Linked DNA regions of Mus musculus: region 2 is linked to region 1. The links are chromatin loops, found by intact Hi-C in ENCODE. Cell type or tissue: gastrocnemius. All regions are shown on one strand. Each heading gives the region's core, and the rest is flanking DNA. Links, peaks and the distances in the headings are about the cores only. Region 1 holds the start of Fgf9 (fibroblast growth factor 9). Region 2 holds the start of Rcbtb1 (regulator of chromosome condensation (RCC1) and BTB (POZ) domain containing protein 1).

Region 1 (10,901 bases), core at 1,500-9,499:
TCTGCTGCACACATGCTTAAATGACTTGGTGTCAGGGATTCTCTGCGATTTAGGTGCCTCAGTTTACCCCAGCCACAGGCAGAGCATGGAACAAATTAATAGAGAACAAAGTACAAGACTTTAAACACCATAACCATAATAACACTGTGAAACGCATAGTAAGCTGACTATGGAGAACAAGAATACACAGGACATTTGGAAAAGCCAGAAGAAAGATTCTTTTTGTCATTCTGCGGATGGAACTGTGGATGGGACATTTTGAGGGCACTGTGCATGCTAGGCAAGCAATCTATCATAAAGTTGTACCTCCTAGTCTCAAGATTAGTATACAGAAAGGCCAGGGGTGACACTGGTTTGTGGCTATGCATATGTTCACAGGCCAGGGATCAGAAAGCCAAGACCTACACAGAAATCTCCTGCTAGCCTACCTCTCTCACCCAGGTCCCGCCTCCTCAAAGTTTCATGGCCTCCCATGGAAGCAGCACTTCCTTCCTTCTGGTAAGCAAGTCCCTGTTTATGAGGACATTTCACATCTAGACAGAAGTGTTGTTAAGCTTTTGGACCTCATTAACAGCGCTAATATAACACACAGAGTTGGAGACAAATGAAGCAGATACCAATAAGATATTCCAGTGGAGCCTGAGTGGAGATTAAGCTTAAGTTGGGGAAAACTGAGAATGGAGGAAACAAGGATGAAGACTTTTCTTTGAGGTTAACTACTGGAAGGATGTACTGGGAAGGGCAAAACTGCTAGTCTAACCAGCTCCAGACTCCACGGTCGTTATTGAACACTGCTTAGCATTTGCTGGGGTTGAGAAGTGATGTAACTGCATCATGCAGACGGTGGGCTGCCTTTTTTATGTTTTAAACATTATTAATATGCCTCAGCTAGAAATCATTTAATATAAGACCTAAATCTTGCCGTCCTTTCCTCTCCAGTACTTTTCAGTGTTTTTACCCCTGCAGAAAAGCAGGGCCTTAGTTTTGTTTCTGTTGCTGTGATTAAATACTCTGACAAAAGCAACTTAGCAGAGAAAGGGTTTATTTAGTTCACAATTCCAGGTCACAGTCCATCATAGCAAAGAAGCCAGGGCAGCAGGAACATAAAGCAACTACACACACATGCACACACACACACACACACACACACACACACACACACACACACACACAAAGAAAGAGAGAGAGAGAGAGAGAGAGAGAGAGAGAGAGAGAGAGAGAGTATCTAGTGTAGAGAGGATGCAAACACGTCCATGCTCAGTTGATAGTCTCTCTTTTGTGCAGTTTGGGACCCAAACACGGGGAACAGTGTCTCCCTCTTTTAGTCTGGGCTTTCCCACAAGAATTAACCTAATCAGGACAACCCCACATGCTAATTGAATGTAGATAATCCTTCATCAAGACTCCTTCACAGGTGATTCTGGATTGTGTCAAATTGATAATGACAACCATGGCAGGTATGGAGGAGGGATGCGCTAAGCATTACTATGGTTAGGTTGGTCTGTTAATCAGTGGCATTTTGAAGGCAGGAGATGTTGGAGTTGGGTATCTCTCCTCCCACTTAGACAGGCTGGGGGTAAAAACAGTTTCCTTGGGATCAGGAAAATGGAGCTCTGAGTGTATTCCAAAACGGTACTCTCTCTTCCAAAGCAAGTAGGAGGGATTCTTTTTCAGGTCTTCACAGTGGGAACCTGAGAAAACTTCTGGAAATAAACTTGGGGAAGGGGGGAGGGTCATCTGAGTTACAGGAAAGGGGGGAGGGTCCTCTGAGAGTGTGCCCCTGGGATTTTTTTTAAACTCTCACACTTACGCACACCGAACCTTCAGAAATTATAACTTGAAGTAACGGTACTCACTGGGCTCCAGGTGTGGCTGCTGCCGCTCTCCTCTGCTTTGGAAGCAGTGACTTGATGTCTGCCTGGCTCTCCAGCAATTTGCCTCATGACCTCAATTCTCTAAGTATTCAAGATGAGTTCTTGATTTTTCAGTCTGTTCAGCTTTTTTTCTTTGTGGACAGGAGTGATGATGTCCAGGCTCACATATCAGACTAGACATCAGACCATTATTGTTGTTATTATTATTTTAATCACTATCAGCAGCATCACCATCATCATCATCATCACTATCATCATCATCGCCATTTCTATTATAATTTAGGTTTTTGAAAAAGGGTCTCTTGGGGCTGGAGAGATGGCTCAGTGGTTAAGAACACGCTCTTCTGAACGTCCTGAGTTCAAATCCCAGCAACCACATGGTGGCTCACAACTATCTGTAATGAGATCTGATGCCCTCTTCTGGTGCATCTGAGGACAGCTACAGTATACTTACATATAATAATAAATAAAGCTTTAAAAAGAGAAAAAGAAAAAGAAAAAGAAAAAGGAAAAGAAAAAGAAAAAGAAAAAGGGTCTCCTCTAGCCAGCTGGTCTTGAACTGGCTATGTTTGGCCTTGAACTCCTGACCCCCTGCCTCCACTTCCCCAGTGCTGGGATTCCAGTCATGTGCCACCATGTCCAGCAGAGGCTGTGTGTTCCCTAATCAATTACAGGCTGCTCATAGACAGGAAAATTAGTCTTCAACTTGATATACAAAGTTTATTTTATTTTACCTTTCATTCTTTTGAATTTTGTTTCCTCCTCTGCAGCTACTTGTGTGTGTGTGTGTGTGTGTGTGTGTGTGTGTGTGTGTGTGGTTGCATTTTTCAACATTCTTTTTTTCAGGCATTTGAACTCTGGATTGCAATTAGAAAGGCTTTTACCATTCAGAGTGTAAAGGAAGGTCTCCATTGTTTCCTTTAGCACTTGTGACAATTTAAATTTACACTTGAGCGCCACTTGAGCTCTGACCTCATTTCAAGTGTGAAGGAAAACTCACGTCTTCCCCCTTCCCTTCCCTCAGAACTCACTAGTTTATTTTCCTTATTAGTTATCTTATATTAAATTCAACTATGTACTCAGATTAAAAAATGTGTAGACTATTGTTGTCCTATCTGGTTATTTATATTATAATTCTGTTTTATCTACTGGAATTTAAAGATATTTGAAATTATTGTAGGGTACTTATAGTTATAGTCAGTTAATCTCTCAATTTTTCTTGGTAAAAAATGTGTAAAGTGAATTTTCTTTTAGATTATCTTTAGCATCAATGTAGCTAATAAGAGAATTTGATACTACTCTTACCGTAATCATGCTAAGCTTTTAAATTACTCTAGGAAGGATTATATATTTTCAAAATTGAGATTGTTTCTATTTAGAAATATTATTTATATCTTTTAATTTGTTCAAAAATGTTTTGTGTCTATAGGGAGATTTAAAAACCTTTCTTCATATGCTTCTTGTGCTCTTTTATTTTTTTGTCCTTTCCCTACCTGGGGTCTATAGAATGTATCTAACTGTGTTACATACTCAGAACCACAGGCTGTTAAGTACATGTGCTAATTATTTACTCATGAATATTTATTTGGTAAAAACACACTTGCCAGATTACTTTTGGTTGTTTTTGAGGTAGGTTTTGCTGTATAGGACAGGGTGGCTTTGAACTTTCAATGCCCAGCCTCAGCTTCCTGAGGGCTGGAGTATAGGTATGTGCCATCAAATGTTCTGCAAGAGTGTGTCTCTTATAATACATGGCATTGTTGTGCCATGTAGCTCTGAGGTGTACGAACTTGACTTCACCATTTGTTAGCAATGGGGTGATGGGTGTGTTACTTAGTCTTCACAAACCACAATCTTCTCATTGGAAAAATGCAACAAAATAGCATTCACATCATGAAATCAGTTTTGAGAGTAACCACGAAGTCAGTTTTGAGAATAAAATGGCTAAAGCACAAAAGTATTTGGAATGTCTGCAGCTCTGGAAGCAAGCCAGGCCTCCCTGCAATGGTTCCATGCCTACCAAGTTGAAACTTTTCCATGAGGTCAGCCTGGGAACCCAAACCATTCCCCTTTCACCCAGTGCCATTAGTAGCTTGAAGGGTATGGGTGGGGTTGGGAGAATGGAGGGAATAGAAAATGGAGGGCTGTGACCTGGTTACACAGCCATTGTTACTGGAAGGGAATGGAAGGATTCTGTGCTGATTGGTTGTGTGTGTGTGTGTGTGTGTGTGTGTGCGCGCGCGCCCGCGCGCGCGCTCGAGTGTACATATGTACAAAGGACACACCAATTAATGGACAAAAGAAGGGCAGGTGAAGAGAACTAATGGCTGCTTCAAATGTGTGGAAGACTTATGGTCATGTTTATATATGTGTATCTAAGCCAGGGTGCACAGCAACTCATGGGGACCCACGAAGTGGGGGGAACATTGTTTACCACAGTGAGCATAGGTAGAATGTTGGATGCCATGATGCAGATCTGTGGATGCTTGGGGCATTTATTCCTTGTTATAGGCTCCCTGACATCCCATTGTTTATCCCAGACTGGGTCCATGCACTAACGTGATAGCAGAAAAGACAAATGATATCCTGATAGAAAACACAGGTAAAGGGGGAAAATGAGAAACGAGAGGATTAAGGCATTGGAGGAGAGACAGCATTAGAGAATTTGGGGATTGGGATCCACTAGAATCTACTGAATACCCCAATGTGCAGAAATGCACTAAGGGCTATACAAAGAGGAAGGATATGGCGAGGGCAGCTGGCTTGAGCGTCTATTGTCTATGCCTGCTTCATGTGCATTTTTTTTTTTCTCTTAAAGTCAGTCATCCAGGCAGGTGTAATGAAGCCAGTTAGTTAGTTGTACCATGTGTGTCTAGAAAGCAAAGCCACCATCTTGTTGTAAGTCATTGAAGAGTATTGGTAAAAACATCCTACAAGCTGAATGTGGGGAGTCTGTAGTTATGGTATAGCTCTGAAGTAATCCTGAAACCTTTTGCCATGGGAGCCCGTTGACTGCTTGGAAAGAAACGTTATAAGGTCAGGGAAACAGCAAGGTCATCGTTTCTATCACTGTGTAGGGAAAGGACCAAATGTAAGTAGCAAAGAAACCTGATGGGCAAGCAAAGAGGCAGGGAGTCAGGAAAGCAGCTTGCAGGCAGAGTTAGGGATGCAGATGAAAGGAGCTAAACTAACTGTAGTGGGAATGAGATGCGAAGGGCTGCTTGCAGTTTCTACCAACAAAAGTGCTGGGTCAGCTACTTTACTCTCTCCTACTGCTGCATCACTTTTAAAGGGACAGGATGCTTCAAGACTCAAAGGCGGAAATGATCTCTGCTCATAGGCTAAGAGGCTAAATTCAGACCGAAAAGACTTGGTTGGAGACAGTTGGTGGAAAAACTGCCTTGGAGGAAATGTCTGCGCCCTGTTCTCCATCCTTTTACAAAGTGCCTTCCTGTCTGCATTTCATTCTCTCGATCGCTTCTACCATTAAAAAAAAAAAAAAAAAAAAATCAACCTGGCACTTTGTACCCAAAGGGTACAAAGGCAGCGCCCCTGCTTAATCCACGGCCCTTGGCGACTTGGGGTGATTAATGCGAGCTACTCTAATGGTTTATGAGAAGTGTCACTTCCTCCCAGTTTCTTGTATCTGCCACTAGGCAGTTAGCGTTACAGCCTGCTCTCTAACACCGTGGATGAGACTGCTGTAAATACCACACAGCAGGGTTCTTCTGCAGTGGAAACTTGTAAGCCAGACTCAAGAAGCCAGTGCCCGGACTCCCGATGACCCCAGACTGCGGCAAAGAGGTGTGGGAGTGGACAGAGGGGAGGGTCACCTGGCCCCACTCTTTTCCCTTGGGGCCTTGCGGGAGCACGCTTTCTAATCCCGGGGGCAGGGGAAGGTCGCTCCAGGGATGGGCACCTCCAACGCCAGCGAAATCTGCAAATTCATTGCTTCCTCCGTCTTTGGGGCGAAACCCTCTGGTCGGAGTAGGGCCAGCCCCAGGGCTTCGCCGCCATAGGCTGACTTCTCCCCCAGAAAAAAGCCTTTTATTTGCTTCTCTACTGCAGGGCTCTGGTCTTTGGACTTTGCTTCCCTCTCGCACGCCGTCGGGAGCTGCGCTCAAGTCTTAGCAACTTTCACCATCTTGACCCGAGAGTCTAAGACAATGTGAACAAAGAGGAGCGTGGGGGGGGGGGGGCGGGGGGGGGCGACGACCAGGCCTTCGGGCGGGCTGCGGAGACAGTGCTTGTGTTGGGGACGCCGCGCTCAGCGGATCGGGGTGCTGGCTGGTGGCTGGGCGCGTACAGCGCCACCGGCGGCCCCTGCCCCTGGCTGCCCTGGGCAGTGCGTTTCTTTGTCCCTGCATGGGGCTGGGCTCAAAGGCTGCTGGCCTCGAGCAAAAGCCCTGGCCCGGGACCAGAGCTCCGGCTTCCAAGTCACCCGCGGCAGCGAGCGAGCCCTGAGCAGCGAACAGCGCCCGTGCCCAGCCGGCGGCTCCTGTCTGGCTCTTAGGCTATGCAGAGAGCTTCGGGCCATGGAGCAACCCTGGAACTCGAGCCTTTCACTTCCAGGCAAAGTAGAGCTCAAGGTGGCAAAGCCCGTCCTGAGTAGCTTTGTTTGGGGGCGAGAGAGAACTCATTGGAACCTTCTCCCTGAAGACGCACACTCAGATCTGGGGCGTGAGTCGAACTCAAGGACAGGGGCTGTTTTCAGGCGCCCTGGGTGCCCTTTGCTCCTAGCCGCGGGAACCTGGGGGGAGGCAGGACCCGAACAACTCAAAGATGCGAACCAGAATTCCCTTAACAAACCCGAGTGTGGGCCCACCAGTGTGTGTGTTTTGTGTGTGTGTGTGTGTGTGTGTGTGTGTGTGTGTGTGTGTGTGTGTGAGGGAGAGAGAGAGAGAGAGAGTGAGAGAGAGGGAGAGAGAGAGAGAAGAATCTGACTCACACCCAACTGTCTTACCTGCAATATTGTTTGCGCGTCTGTAAGTCTGGCTGTAGAATGAAAGAGAAACTGCCCTGTCCAACCAAGCTCCCTACACCAACCCTTCCCTCCCAGTCTATTTTATAATGCGACGCAAGGTTACAGAGTCCGCGCGAAAACTGCTTTCTCAGTTCCCCTCTGACCCTGCGTCTCTAGCAAGCTAGATTTCTTGTGGCCGAATGTCTTCGGGCTGCTGCTTCCCGTCTCTGGCACCGCGTCTCCGGCGTCTCTAAAGCCGGGTTTCCTAGGTCGTCCTCCCGGAGAAGTCCCGCGCTCTGCCCGCCTGTGCCCGGCCTGCGGCAGAGCGGCTCGAGCGTCAGGGCGGGCGCTAGGACCGGGCGGAGCGGGGCGGCCGCCGCGCTACCTTAAACCCGGCCCAATGCCGCCGCCTGCGCCACTCTGCGCGCCGGCGGGGGCTGCGCAGGAGGAGCGCTCCGCGGCCACGGCGCTGCGCGGCCCGCGCGGCGACACCTGTTCGCGGCAGCCCGGGCAGCACGCGAGCTCCGGGACGCGGTCCTCGCCCGCCGCTTGCCGCTCGCCTCACTGCAAGCCGCTGGACCTCCGCAGAGCCTCTGCAGCGTTCTGGATACTAGCTTTGGACGCCGAAAGTTTTTTCCCCCTTCTTTTTGTTATATTATCTTTATTTTTTGGAGGAGGGACTGGGAGGAGAGATTTGTCGCCGCCGCCAACGTGAGATTTTTTTTTTCCCCTTGAAGGATTCATGCTGATGTCTGCAGAGTCGGTTAGAGAGTAAAAACAGCGCATGCCTTTCTGGAGTCAGGATCCGTAAATTCTGACGTAGCCCGAGCATCTTAAAAATCCCTGTAATATCGCCCAGGCACTTACGTTGCTATGGTCATTCTGATCTCTAAGCAAATGGAGAAACTACGGATTTTTTTCCCTTATTACGGTCGGATGGGATGAAGACCTTTCTGCCTGCTGAGAGTCGAGGCTCCATATGTAGCGATGCATAGCTGTGTTGATCAATGTCAGTGTGTGAGTATAAAGTGGTGGCTTCTTAGACTATCAGTGGTTTGACCTTGAACCTGTGCCAGAGAAACAGCCGATTACTTTTATTTATGCATCGGATGGATTGAAGAAAAGAACCCTTTTTCCCTCTCTGTCTGCAACTGCGGCAAGGGAGGGGAGTTGGATATACCTCGCCTAGTGTCTCCTGGTTGATACCATCATTATTGTTTATTCTTGTGCTTAAAAGCCGAGTCCTCTGATGGCTCCCTTAGGTGAAGTTGGGAGCTATTTCGGTGTGCAGGACGCGGTACCGTTCGGGAACGTACCGGTGTTGCCGGTGGACAGTCCGGTGTTGCTAAGTGACCACCTGGGTCAGTCCGAAGCAGGGGGGCTGCCCCGGGGCCCCGCAGTCACGGACTTGGATCATTTAAAGGGGATTCTCAGGCGGAGGCAGCTGTACTGCAGGACTGGATTTCATTTAGAGATCTTCCCCAACGGTACTATCCAGGGAACCAGGAAAGACCACAGCCGCTTCGGTAGGTATGCCTTTAACCCCTCACTGTCCACGCGCTGACACGGTCAGATTATTAACTACCAGAAAGGTGGTGGTTAGGCGGGGATGCTCGAAGGGCTATATTCTCATATTCATAACCCCTGCCCCCCACATCTTTGAGTATCTTGCCAGCCCAGGGAGGGGAAAAAGCCTCCGGAATTGCAGATCTGCGTCTGGCATTGGTGCAACTTCACCCTCAGAAGGCCCTTCTTTTCTTTTTCTTCTTCTTTATTTTTCTTAAAGGAGGGTGTGTGAGTGTGAGTATGAATATAACCCAAAGCCCAAGTTTTTTCATTTGATATGTGAGACGATAAGGTTTAAGAAGTTTCTTTTTAAACGGACCCATTTCCATTAGTTTAAAGCTTTAACCACTAAGAACTTTAAACTGCATCCAGTTTCCTGTAGGTAGCTGGTATCTTGCTCAAATTAAGTTTTTTTTTCTCCCTTCCCTTTTCCTCTAATAAGCATTCTGCCTGAATTGTAAATTAAGCGTGTCGTTTATTCCCGGTGGCTGGTCTGAAATCTCTCAGGCAAAGATTGCTGGGTGATCTGGGGGAAGCACTGAAGTCGTGTTTTAGATCCGAAACATCCGGGGCAGAAGCCCCTGGGGAAACTGACCCGAGTGGGGGCGGAAATCCCACTAGGGGTGCCGGCTCTTCCATCCGTTGGTTCCCAACCTCCGCTTTTTAATTTCCACAGCGTGTAGCCTTGTGTGGGTTTCCTGAGTGGCTTTCTGGTGTGAGTGTTTGCGTGCGCTTGCAAAAGCTGCAGGCTCATTTTAAAGGGCATTCCGAAGATTTCACGTTCCGAGCAGGGTACTTGTGACTCAGCACCGAAGGCTGCAGACTCAGGTGGGGACTCTGCCCACTTTCGTGCCTCCACACACGTGCCTGGCGGGGCACCTTCAGTGGTGCAGTGCTAAGTCAGCGAACACAGTTCTGCCTGGCGTTGGGGCGGGGGCGGGGTGTGTGGAATCTAGGTTTTTCCCCTTATTTAAAAAAAAGAAAAAATAAATCCACAGTTTGGGCAACCAGACTGTTGGAAGGAGTTAACTCCTGAGTGAACCCACCTGACAACACTTAGACTAGGTCGTAAAACCAAGTCCTGTGGTGATTTTTCTTCCTCATGCCTTAATGCCAGATGTTGAACGAAATCTAAACTAGGTGTTTAGCTTCATGGTCTGTGGATGTTGCCGGGAGGTGAGGAGGGTCCAGGCCTGGATGAAGATAGTCTAGATTCTTGAGGCCCAGGGTTTCCCCCTTGGCTCACTACTGAGGCTGGGCTCAAAAGTGAACCCAGTCAATTTTCCCCACTTGACTTGTGTCCCCCTCGCTGCTTAAAAACAGAAAGTGTAGCTCATTGCTGCGATTATTCCTTCGAATGCTAACCTGATTAACCTAACTATCTTCCCACCACCCCGTAAGTAAACGCCGCTGCTGCCTGCCTGTCGCTAGGGAAGACTAAACTTTACTGGAGTGCTTGTCTAGTTGGCCACCTTAAGGACTGCTACGGAGCCGGGTTTCTGGAGCAAGCCAAGCAGCGGGAGGCCGGTGGCGGCGGGGATCGAGTGTCCTAGGGTTCAGGGCAGCCAGCTTGATGCCCGGGCAGCCCGCTTGATGCCCGGGGCAGCTGGAGCCCGGTCCTCCCGCGCTCCGGGCCGGCAGGTGCGGGCTCAGCCCCCGGCCCCGCGTCGCTCTCGTTCCGCGCGGTCCTAAGAGCGCTCGGGTTCTAACTCCCTTTCCACGGTGCTCCTGTGCGCCCCTCCGTACTGCGGGGACCGCTGGGGTTCAGGGGAGGGAGGACAGGGACCGACACCTTTCTGGTCGCGTGTCGGGTGTCCGACTTTTCTTTTTTGCCCCTGTCCAGTCCCCTTGCTTTCTCTTTGTGTGTGAGTGCGGGTCTGGTGGCGCTGACAGCCGCCGCCCGAGGAAGCGCGGTGGTGGTGTGCGGTGTGGGAACCGCTGGAGGTGCGCACCGCAGCCGGAGAGTTGGTGGCGGGGACGAGGACAGACTGGAGGTTGGAACTGAGCTTTGCGGTCTCACGCAGGGTCACCCCCTTCTTTCTGAAGCGCGCAGCAGGGTTTGGGAGAGTCCTAGGGCTCCGCTGGGTCTGGGAGGTGGGTCGGGGGCCCCTGGCCAGGCGAGGCCACAGTAGCAGGGGTGGGGGTGGGGGTGACAAAGGGCCTCGCAGGCGGTGCAGGGGGTGGCATGCTATTGTTAACCACTAGCCTAGGGAAGGCATCCGGATCTAGTCTCACAGGAGCAGAAGGCCGGCTGCACTCGGAGCGCAGGGCTGCAGGGGCGCTGCGGCCAGCCAAAGCCACCTTTATTGTGTGCATTTCCCGGTCCCAACCCGGGGTGCTTCAGAACTGGGCCCAGGTCACTGGATAGCCCTCACACTTCGGACCCCTCCACGTACCTTCGCCCCCACCTCCCAGCTTTTCTTTCTTTCTTTTTAAAAATGCAGTAGTCACCTTTAAGATAGGACGTTTGCCACGCGCACTTGATACATCAGATACTG
Region 2 (10,901 bases), core at 1,111-9,110, 1.1 Mb after region 1:
AATGCACTAAGCATACAAGAGAATTTGGATAGACAGCTAGAACAAAGAACCAATGCATTGGATGATAAAGTACAGATCATAGGAGATGAGGCACAAGTAATGAAAGCCAAAAGCAATTTGGAATGTCATGCTCGATATGCATGGATGTGTATGACTTCAAAATATATAATGAGAGTCAGCATAATTGGACCAGAGTAAAAAGGCACCTTTGAGGTACATGGCACAATACTAATATTCTTTTAGATTTATTAGCCCTGCCAAAGAAGGTTGTAAGATTACAAAATGCAAAGCCTTTGTCTTTTGATGCTGCCAGCATTGCAAATGATATTCTAAAAATTTACAGGCTGAGTTTCCTTCATTATACTTGTTTACATCTCTCTTATTGGACATAGCAAGACTTGGCTCTATGGTCCTTTTTATGGCATGTCTATTACCTGTTCTTTTGAGAGGAATCATCACAGCTCTTGCAGATGTCAAAGCAAAGTTACACAAATTCAAGCTGCAATGTCTTCCCTAGCAGAAGTTGGTAAGATTGTCTTGAAAACCTTCTCAACCTAAGACAGGCTATGAATACAAGATTATTTGCATGCCAATGATGGGTAAGAGCTACGTTTTCAAGATGGCAACCTAAGACAGGCACAACTTTCTGCAACTGATAAAGTGTGTGCCTCTTACTGATAAAAAAAGATGGGTAAGTCTCTCAGAGGTGGATCAACCTAAGACAGGGCATGAATGCTAGGATTCATGTACCAATGATGAGTAAGGTCCTCACCTCTTGAGGAGGATGCCTAAGACAGGCACAGTCTTTCTCTGCCAGTAGCTGAGATAGCTTTGGCTTGTATAGAAATAAAAGGGGGACATGTAGGGAACACATCCAGAGTTAACTTTGGCTGACTACTTGCTCGTGATTAATCATAAATGAGTCTGCTGACAACTGTTTTTGTTTTTAGTTAAGACATGTGTTATATAGCCTGCTAAGTTCCTCTACTTACACATATGTCCTTGAAAGATTATCCAAGCCTCAAGGAAATGGGCTTAATCAAACATAGATACTATGTAACATAAATGCACCATGTAAGCATTTGTGGTCATTGTTAAACTTCCTGGAATTGGTTATACTTTCAGTTGCTTGTTTTTATAAGACACTGAGAAAATACACTCGTTGCTGGCATGGTATTGACCAGCAGCCTTCCCCATATCTGTCTCTTGTATCTTCTTTCTGCCTTTCCTGTAATCATCCTCAGTCTCTCAGTTCCTGTGTTGATTGACTGGCAGGCTCTGGAATTGGTCCTTAGCATGAAGGACTCTAAGTGTCTGAATAGTGGTATAGCTTCAATTAATGAGGACCCTTTAATGAGGACCCTTGCTGCATTCCCTTTTGAAATGATCCCCAATTGAATATGAAGACCCTTGAACCAGTGGCTTTATAGATGTGATTAAAGTGCCCAAGTGGGCATGGGGGTTGGTGGAAAGTAGGGGTATCACCACTTTCATGCTTTTGTGCTCTCATTGCACAGTGTGCTCCTTTGGGAGGGGTGGTACAACCCCATACAATGGTCAATGTTTAGACCACCTCTGTCACCCAACACAGGTGATCATTACAAGCTGGCTCTTCTGTCATGCTGTCAGCTGGCTGCTTTGTTGCTAATGAGGTCAGTGGATTCCAGGTAGTGTACCATGTGACCAGTCCATTAGCTTCTGTAGAAATGTGAGCAAGGCTGTCTCATTTGCTGTTAAGTAGGTTCTTTGTTCTGATGCAATGATAGGTGGAATCAAACTGGTGAATCAAATAGAACATAAACTGATGACATTGTTCAAGCCTAATGAAGTGAACACAATCCCTGGGTCCCTTAGTTGAAAGAGGGCTAGCTCTTCAAAGTTTTCCTCTGACCTCTAAACATAGACTGGTGTGTGTGTGTGTGTGTGTGTGTGTGTGTACATACAGAACAATAATAAAATTTAAAATTAAATATAGTATTATTGGCTGAGATCCTGAAGTAACAAACATAAAAAAATACTCACCTATCCTACTAAAATAAATGGCTTCCCTCTCCTGAGTGTAAAGAGCCCAATATGATCAATTTGCCACCATCTTGCTGGTTGCTATTTTCAAGTGTTACCTCCCCACTTTATATTACGTAGAATCTTGGCAATGGTCTCTGCTGGTGGCAGTTTGCAGTTGTTAGATTAACATCGGTGAGTAAGAGATCACGAAGTAGGTCCATGTGTGGCTATCCTCTTCATAGCTATGCCATCTCTGTTCCTGAATCTGCTGTGCCAGTGTAAGGATAGTTGATGGTAAAGCTGATTTACAGACCATTGAAATGTTCAGCAGTAAAGGGTCCTGCTGCCAAGTCTGATGGCCTGAGGTTGATACCCAGTATCCACATCGTGAAAGGGAAAAACTGATTACTACAAGCTGTCCTCTGACCTTCACAGTTGTGCGAAGACATCTACCTGCCTGCACATTTGCAAGTGCTCATACAAAGATGGGGGTTGGGAAGGAGGGAAGAGAGTCAATAATTTGAGAGGCAATCTGGGGAACATGGGAGGAGCTAGAGGGCAGAAAGAGGAGGGGCACAAATAATGTAGATACAATACTTATGCATGAAATTCTTAAAAACTTCAATTACAAAGAGGTAGAGCTGGCATTTAAGAGATTTTAACACAGATTTAAGCATAAGGTTAATGAAGAAGTGCTGGAACAGATGGAAGTGTCCTGCCAAGCACATGGGTGTCTGCTTCTCAAGAGAGAACGTGTTATTATCTTTGTCAGATGGGGCTCTGAGTCTGGGGGCACCTGCCCAAATTCCACATTACTGTTTCCTAGAACAAAATAACACAGAATGAAGAAACATGATAGAAATAGAGGTTCTATTACAGAGGAGAAAGGCTCTCCTCAGAAAGGGAGGGATCTAGAGAGGTGGGACAGGGCTGGTCCTCTAACACCCTCAGTTCTCAACAGCATGACCCTCATAGGTTATGTAAACAGCTTCACCCTTCTCCCACACTCAGAAGGCCATCCCAAAGGCTTTTCTCCAGCACGCTCCATTTTGTTTCCTGCAGCTTCTGGGAGGGATTTCCAGGCCTTTTGCTAACTGGCTTCTTTCATGTTAATCATAATGCTTTTTTTCTTGTTTTAATCCCCACCATATTTTGAATTTGTTATAGTTGTATATAATGGATGTCGGTGGCTTCTGAAGTTGCATCTCCAAGGGCTCCTAAGGAAGATTAAATGGGGCTACAGTGGATAGAATTACAGCTGAGAGGTAAAAAACAAGATCTAGATCACAAGGATGTGTGGGGAAGGTGGATGTTTTCAATGTTTACAGAGGTTAATATTTCACTGCGAATGAAATCTGCCTGCATCTACATTTGCTTGTACACACACACACACACACACACACACACACACACACACACATAGTCTGCATGCATCTACATTTGCATGTGCTGTCTCTCCCTCTCTCTCTCTCTCTCTCTCTCTCTCTCTCTCTCACACACACACACACACACACACACACACACACACACACACAGTCTGTCTCACCAGAGAGACAGAGAGAGACAAAAGAGAGACCAGACAGAGACACACAGAAAGATTATCATTTAAGAATCCTACAAAACATCTGGGATAGAAGTAAGGTGGTGTTCTAAGGACAGATACACTCAGACCTTATAGTTCATTGGTATTCTAACCTTCTTACTAGAAAATATTTCCATAAAAAAGGAATACTGTCTCTCTGTAGGCAACCTTCAGCACAAACATTAATTGTACTCTATTTGCAGCTGCAAAACGCTTCAGAAAGACTCTGTGGTAAGGGACTCCTTTCTTCCCTATGTTCCCATAATTTTCCATTTCTATCCTCCCTCAAGTCTACCAAATTTCCATATTTTTGGTGTTGCTCTTCCATTGGCTGATAGTGAGAGTCTAGTCAGTTCTCAGTTATTGTAGTAAGACCATATAGCCCTGTTATGAAGAGTTCATAATATGTGAGATCAGGTAACAATAGATACTTAATCTCTTAGATGCAGAGTAATACATTTACCTGCATTGTGAATTTTCTGTTTTGAGTATGTAGTATTATAACTAGAGGAGTAGTTGTAGCTGAGGCTGTCTCAATGAACTTTTACAACAACTGAAGATGTTAAGTCTGCAAGAAGAATAGATGGTGTCTGACCTCAATTTTGAAAGATGAGAGACCGATGAATATTTTGGGAAATGTTAGGAAAAAAAAAAAAAAAACCAGAGCCAGAGTCATTAAACTGGTAAAAACAGATTTTACCCAGGGACTAGTACAACAGAAAGAAACATTAGGGTATAAAATAGGGCTCAATTTCTATATTGCAATAATTTCTAAGTAAAATCTGTTTTTAACCTCTTCCTCCTGTTTTTTCTTTGAGAAAGGAAATGGTGATTCTGAACATTTGAGATCAAGGCAAAAGAATGAACAAACCCTGAGAGGCCTACAGCAATTTAAGGTATATATATATATATTTAAAAATGTAATCCACCGAAAGTACTCAAGAGAAACAAGAATTCTCTATAGGGGGGAAGCACGTTGTAGTTACTATGTGCTGACAGAAAGGTTTTTGGACCGCATCTGCTTAGTGGTAAACAGAAAACAAAGGGGATTTGTATTTACCGCTGGGACCTGAAAAGGGAAAGGTGAGTCTAAACAAGATAGCTTGAATGTTGGGGTGCCAAGTGTAGACTTTGGTCTCTAGTGCCAAATGGGAGAGCCTAGGGCGGTAGGGGACTTTACAACTGATAAGCTTCTTCTGATAGACGCACAAAGCACAAAGCACAAAGCGGCCGCTCCCTTCCGGACCTCAGTTGTACCCGCTTAACACAAGAAAAGTTCTGGGCAGAGAGAGAGCTTTCAGCAGCCTTGCCTCTGCCCTCCTGACCTAGGCGTCCTGGCCTTCCTCGGACCGGGCAGAGACACGTGTCCTGAAGACCAGCGGCCTGGGATGGGCGGAGCGGGAGGAAGGCCACGCTCTGCTGCCATCCTGGGACGCCTTCGCCTTCCGGTCCTCGCGGGAGCCACTACGGCGCCCCTGCGCTGCGCCAGCAGCCCGGTCTACAACCAAACCCGAGCGGGAACCTGAGCAGACAGAGGGCGCGCGCTGCGCGGGGCGCTCCGGTGTCACGTGACGCGACCCGCCCACGTGACCGGCGGCCCGGGCGCTTGTGCTCGCTCCCGGTTTTGGGGGGGAGGAGCCGGCTACGGCTAAGGCGGCGGCGGCGCAGCGGAGTCAGGGCCTGGCCGGGCGGCCTGACAGGTAGAGCGCTGCAGGGCGGCGGTGCGGGCGAGCGAGCAGGCGAGCCGGACAGGGCCTTGTTCGGCCGCTGGCTGCTGAGTCCGCGCCCTCCCGAGGGCCGTGCGCACCAGGCGCGTTCGCGACTCCCCGGCGACGCGCACCCCGCACCGGGCACCCGCGGATTCCGTCTTGCGGGCGCTTCCCCCAGGTGTGCGGCGAGCCGAGTACGTGGCGTTGCCCGCGGCCTGCCTCTGAGGAGCTGCGCTGTCCGCCCTGCGGGGGAGGAACCCGGAGCACGCAGGTTAGCGGTGGGAGGCTGACTGCTGCAGAGCGCCGAAGCCGAGGGTTGCAGTTTTATAAGACAATACAGCTTGCTTTTAGAAACATTCATAGTCTCCCTCGCCTCTGCCCCGTTACTGCTACGAGGATTAAAGCTCGTGGTGGGCAAAACAATCGGAGTTTCTGAGACTGGCGTGCGCTGTAGCGGGCGTAGCATCAAAAGCAAGAAATGCTGGCAGGCATGAGATGATGCTTACGGGACCCTTACGGGAGTTTAGAGTGTCTTTTAAATTTTGACTTCAATTTAAATCACAACAGGATTTAGGTTCTCTTCTTCTGTGGCCTGGGTTTTACTCCATTGTGTGAATACCAGTACTTCGGGGCGGGTTTTTTTTTTTTTTTTTCCTTTCCCCCTCTTTGTGCCTATTGAAGAGGAAGTGATGCGTTAATCTTTGAAGTGTTTCTTCTGTGATTTTTAAGTCTTATGATCCGAAGTGTTAAGTTCTACGAATCTCAGAACATATACAGGAAACCAAAGCTATGAAGCTCGTAGCTTAAATTTTGTGTTCTAAGGTTTTAAACTGAGTGCCTGTGTGTACCAGAAAGTGAGAAGTCTGGGGTCTTTATCCGAGAGTCATGCAATTGAATTGCTCTTTCTGCATTTGGTACTTAAAAGGAAGCATATGAAACAAAGGTTGGGCCTTCATGCGTTTACAGGCCTGACAAGACATTGAAATACATTTTCTTTCTTAACTAGGATCTATAGTTAAAAAATTTTAAGACAGTACATTACCTTATATGTATCCAGAGATGTGATAAAAACTGCTGGACTTTAACTAGAATAGATTTCCTAACATGTCAGTTAATTAATCTACTATGTAATTTGGCTCACAATATAGACGAAAAATTTCAAGTTTTCAAGTATATCTAGGCCACAATATACGGTTTATAAGAAGTCTACAGATCGAGTTCCAGGACCATCAGAGCTACACAGAGAAATCCTGTCTTGATAACAAGCAAAACATTTACAAGCTAAGAGTGAAGAAAAATTTAGAAAATATAAATAAATATAAAGAAGAATGTACATAATCTGTAATTTTACACCTAGAGAAAACATCTTATATTTTAGAGTGTGAGTTCTATATACTTTGGAAATTTGAGGAGTTCCAGAGTTTCCACAGTAAGATTTCAGATTGTAAGAAAAAGCCACTAGCAAAAGTTTGGGCACTGAAGCTACCAAAATCTGCTTGATTCTAGAATTTAGATACTGAATATCAGTTCAAATAACTAGGCTACTGTTGTATTCTGGGAGTAGTAGATAGACTTTATCACACTCACGTACTGGAGTTCATTTGAGAAGGTCTTTTCTGAAACCTCTGAAGATGTTAGGAAAGTCTGTAGTTTGTGAACATGAACACTTCATGTGTCCAACTGTTAGCTGGGATAACTTTTTGATACACGAGAAAAAGTTGTGGGGACAGAGAGTCCCAATAATGAACCCTGAGCACAAACTTCTTGTCAACTTGACTAGTGGCATGCTTTGGTGACACATTTTTAAATCTTATATCACAGAGAAATATACTAAATTAAAGTGAAGACTGTGTAACTGACTAAATATAAAACTTACTTCCTTCTATGTCTTTGGTTATTACTGATGAGGTTATGTTACTGATATTAACACTTGGTGATATTATTTGAATTACGAAGGTGCCATGTTCTCCCTGTGTGGTTTGTCCTTTGATGAAGTTAGCATCATGCTTATAGTTTAAATCCTTGGTTTTCAAAAGATGTTAGATCTTCCATAAGCACATATGAGAGAAGGAATCTTAAGCAAAATGTCATTTCTAATGTGTTTGTCACTTTAGAAATGGACAAACAAAAGGTTAGCTTTCCTACGAGTACTCTGGGCAGCTTCCTGTTCCACTTCAGACCAGAGCTTTAAAAACAACAGAAAGAAAGACCTCTTTCCTGGGGGAGAGAATTCTGAGATCAGAATGTACCTCTAGACTGTAGAATCTAGACAATGGTGTTTAACTTCTGGGCTCTGTCTTACCTTTTTTGTTTTGTTTTGTTTTGTTTTGTTTGTTTCTTTGTTTTTAGGACAAGGTCTCACTATGTAGCCTTGGCTGGCCTAGAACTGGCCATGTAGGCCGTACTAGCCTTGAACTCATACAGGTCCTCCTGCCTCTGTCTCCTTGGTGCTGGAATTAAAGAGAAGTATCTTTTGTCATAGTCCATATCACAGGATTTGTTTTCTCCTGCTAATCCTATAGACACTTGGGTGGTTTGTTTCTCAACCAGAGCACATGATTTCAGTATCAGCTCTTATAACAATGAAATGTCAGATACTCCGTTGTAAAATTGCCAGAAACGTACAGACAGTGATATAAAAGCAGCCCCTTGGGTGACAGGGCTGAAGAAATGCTCCCAGGGGCCATTACTGTAGGTTGTATTTCAAGTCAAATAATTTCTGGCTCTCAAGGAAGGACAGCTATAGCACCTTCCATTCTCCTCTTAAACGATGACTTCGACATGTCAGGGTTGGGAAATTCTAGGACAGCAAGTAGTCATGGTGTCTGCACATGAAGCTGTGAGGCTGATATTCAGTGACCTCTGTACCGGTGGCCTTAGCTGTGTCTGATGAAGACAGCATGCAGTGTTTATAGACTTAAGTCTTGTCCCAGTTCAGGGCATGCTATCTTTTTCCAGTTCTGTAAGTTGTGGTAGCAGTTGGGACAGTGATAGAATTAGTGTCTCAGCAAATGTTTGAAACTGTACTGTATTTGTAGCCCTTTTGACATTGAATGAGTGAAGAAGCTCTGAAGTGTGTTCCTAGTCTAAAAGCTCTGAGGCTGATCTGTCTTAGAGACTTGTCTGGGCCTGCAAACTGTACTGCCAGGCTAATCAGGAAGGTTAGCATCTCGGTATCTAGAAGCCCACCAGAGTAGGTATGGGAGGAGAGGCTCTGTGGTAAGCCAAAGGATTTCTGGATCTTTTGTTGTAACACAGATGGATGATAGTTACAAAGTTGTACTCAAAAAGCTTTACCCGAAGCCTTAGGACCCCTTTATTTGAAAGTTTTCCTAGAATACAGATACAGTGAACTGAAAAATAGAGAAGATGACTATATCCTGAAGTCTTTTATGCACAAATGGGCTCTTAGAGCTGTACAGGGTAGCACATTCCCATCAACCCAGTGTGCAGAAGGCTGACATAAAAAGAAGAAAGTAAAAGATGCTTGCTCTGGAAAGAATATGGTGGCTTTTTTTTTTTTTTTAAGGAAACACTTACACTTTATTATTACTAGGACCCTGAGCATTTGAGCTCTCGAATTCCACATGACAGCTTTTCTGTGATGAGCAGTTTTCATATAATTGTCATTATTTTATGACTTAGCACATGATTGCGTCACATGAATTGTGTACTTGCATGCTGTCTCGTCTTTTCCTTAGTCCAGTATGGTTTTTGCATTTAAGGTTTCCACTTGGGATAAGAATCCCTGTCAGACCGTTTGACCTTCAGAGGGCAGAGGCCGTGATTGCATTGCTCTTTACAGTGTCTGAAGCATTATTGGTATCTATGGTGATTGCGGAGGAATTAGTGAGCTACACTATTAATTGAGTTCACGTTATTATTTTGTGTTGGTTTTGTGTGTGTGAGAGGCATCTTAGACTTTATCCATAGCTCACGAGCTACAAAAAGAACTAAGCTGTAAGGCAGCTCCACTTCTTAAACCAACGACTAAAATCAGATCCCATCCAGTTTATAAAAGACATTCATTGCTCCTAATAGGGATCTATCTTCAAGTGGCGAGTTAAACACAATTTGAAATTTAGAAGTCCTATGTGTCTCACACTGCAGCAGCATCAGACACAGCTCAGGCCACCTGTACAAGGGTGGCTGCAGAGCAGATGCTGGGGATAGTGGGCCTCTGGAGTCCTGTGCCCTCACCACCCGGCCGTTTCATGCTAGAGAATGCTACAGACTCCTTCCTGCTCCCCCGACCACAAAACACTGCTTAGATTGTTGGTACTGGCTGGCTTTATTTTCTTTTCCTTTCAGGTCAGGAGAAGAGCTATTCGGAGGGAGAAAATCCTGTTGGTGCCATCAGTCCCTTTGTTCTAGATACACTCTGGTTAGCCTGGGAGAGGAGCTCTGAGGTCTGTTAAAGACATAAACTTAGAGGTCAGCTGGAAAGTGTTAATGCTCTATAATATTGAGACTATCGTTTAATCAAAAACAAACTTTCTTGTACTATTGATCTCGATTTCCCGTTTTTAAAAACTCTGTAAGCACATTTTAGAATGGTTTTTGCCAGGTCAAAAAATAAAAATGTCCCCATCTCACCTTAATCTTAATTCCTAGGGGAAAGTAAAATAAACAGAGTCTTAAGAAGCCTCAGAAGACTCACTCATGGCTCCTTTAGCCATCAGTTCTAAATTTGGAAGGTCTGCGTTTATACTCCCTGAATTTACCTTTGAGAGTATAAAATAATCTTTCCTCTGTACGCCACAGGCTCTCTGAGAGAGAAGAGAGCACAATAGCTAGGAAAGGCCGGACTGGAGAGCGGGTTATTGATCTGCAATGCTAATGGGCAAGGAGGCACGGTCTGGTCTTAGTGGCTAAGGACTGAGTGGGTGAAAGGTGAAACTTCTACTTCTGCTGGACCTTTCTCTGCTCTTCCCTTTGTTTATTGTCTCCAAAAAAACCAAACACATAACAAAAATTGATAATTCGGGCTGAATGCGTCACTTGTGTTGCTGAGAAAGCATTTCCTGGAGCAGACTGTGACTGGGATTGTGTTGGTCATTGGTCCTGTTGCTCAGAGGTGGAGGCGGGGATCCTGCAGGCTGGCCCCAGACGGTCTAGCCAGTCAGTGAATTCCAAGTTTAGTGAGAGACAATCTCAGAAAATAAGACAGAGGAAGACACCTGAGCTTGACCTCTGGCCTCCGTGTGTTTGTGTGTGTGTGTGTGTGTGTGTGTGTGTACACTTAAACTTAAAGTAAATTAGTATATTTATATGATTATATACGCAATACCCCATGCTGATAGCAAATCTGTTAATACTTGTGTTTCTTGTTTAGACCAGCCTAACTCCTACTGCTCTTTATATGATAAACAGTGATACTGTTAGCCAGGCCTTCTTCCCGACTGGCCAGTGTTAGCGCTGACTCTCATGTACTCACGAATCCCCCACAGCATCTTCCTCACATCTCGAACATGAATTACATTCTTTTAGAGCTGGAACAGATTTTTGAGAAATCAAGGCTCGGAAAAGATAAAAGCTTGCCACACTGACTGGCTGAAAGTAGATGTGGCCTGAAGCACCATACTCTCTCAGAGACTGTCCCTGCT

Evidence for each region. Hi-C counts contacts between places; a loop is a spot of excess contacts. Peaks named below come from ENCODE experiments on the same cell type or tissue, not always from the same donor. Only the 100,000 strongest peaks of a DNase experiment are listed, where the experiment ranks them.
Region 2: it touches region 1 in a loop (3.0-fold over the local background); 2 of 42 quality-filtered maps call a loop at or near these places.

What each region holds. Positions count from the first base shown.
Region 1 is chr14:58,064,970-58,075,870 of GRCm38, forward strand. It overlaps Fgf9 (fibroblast growth factor 9), which reads left to right and starts at 7,717. Exons shown (of 3, transcript NM_013518.4): 1 at 7,717-8,363. The coding sequence starts at 8,087. In gastrocnemius, for the core only: a CTCF peak has its summit at 6,192; DNase peaks (open chromatin) are centred at 5,751, 6,268, 6,615, 7,229 and 4 more places; H3K4me3 peaks cover 4,486 bases; H3K27ac peaks cover 1,714 bases.
Region 2 is chr14:59,196,019-59,206,919 of GRCm38, forward strand. Rcbtb1 (regulator of chromosome condensation (RCC1) and BTB (POZ) domain containing protein 1) reads left to right here and starts at 5,210. Exons shown (of 12, transcript NM_027764.2): 1 at 5,210-5,566. In gastrocnemius, for the core only: a CTCF peak has its summit at 5,120; a DNase peak (open chromatin) is centred at 5,177; H3K4me3 peaks cover 1,852 bases; H3K27ac peaks cover 1,690 bases.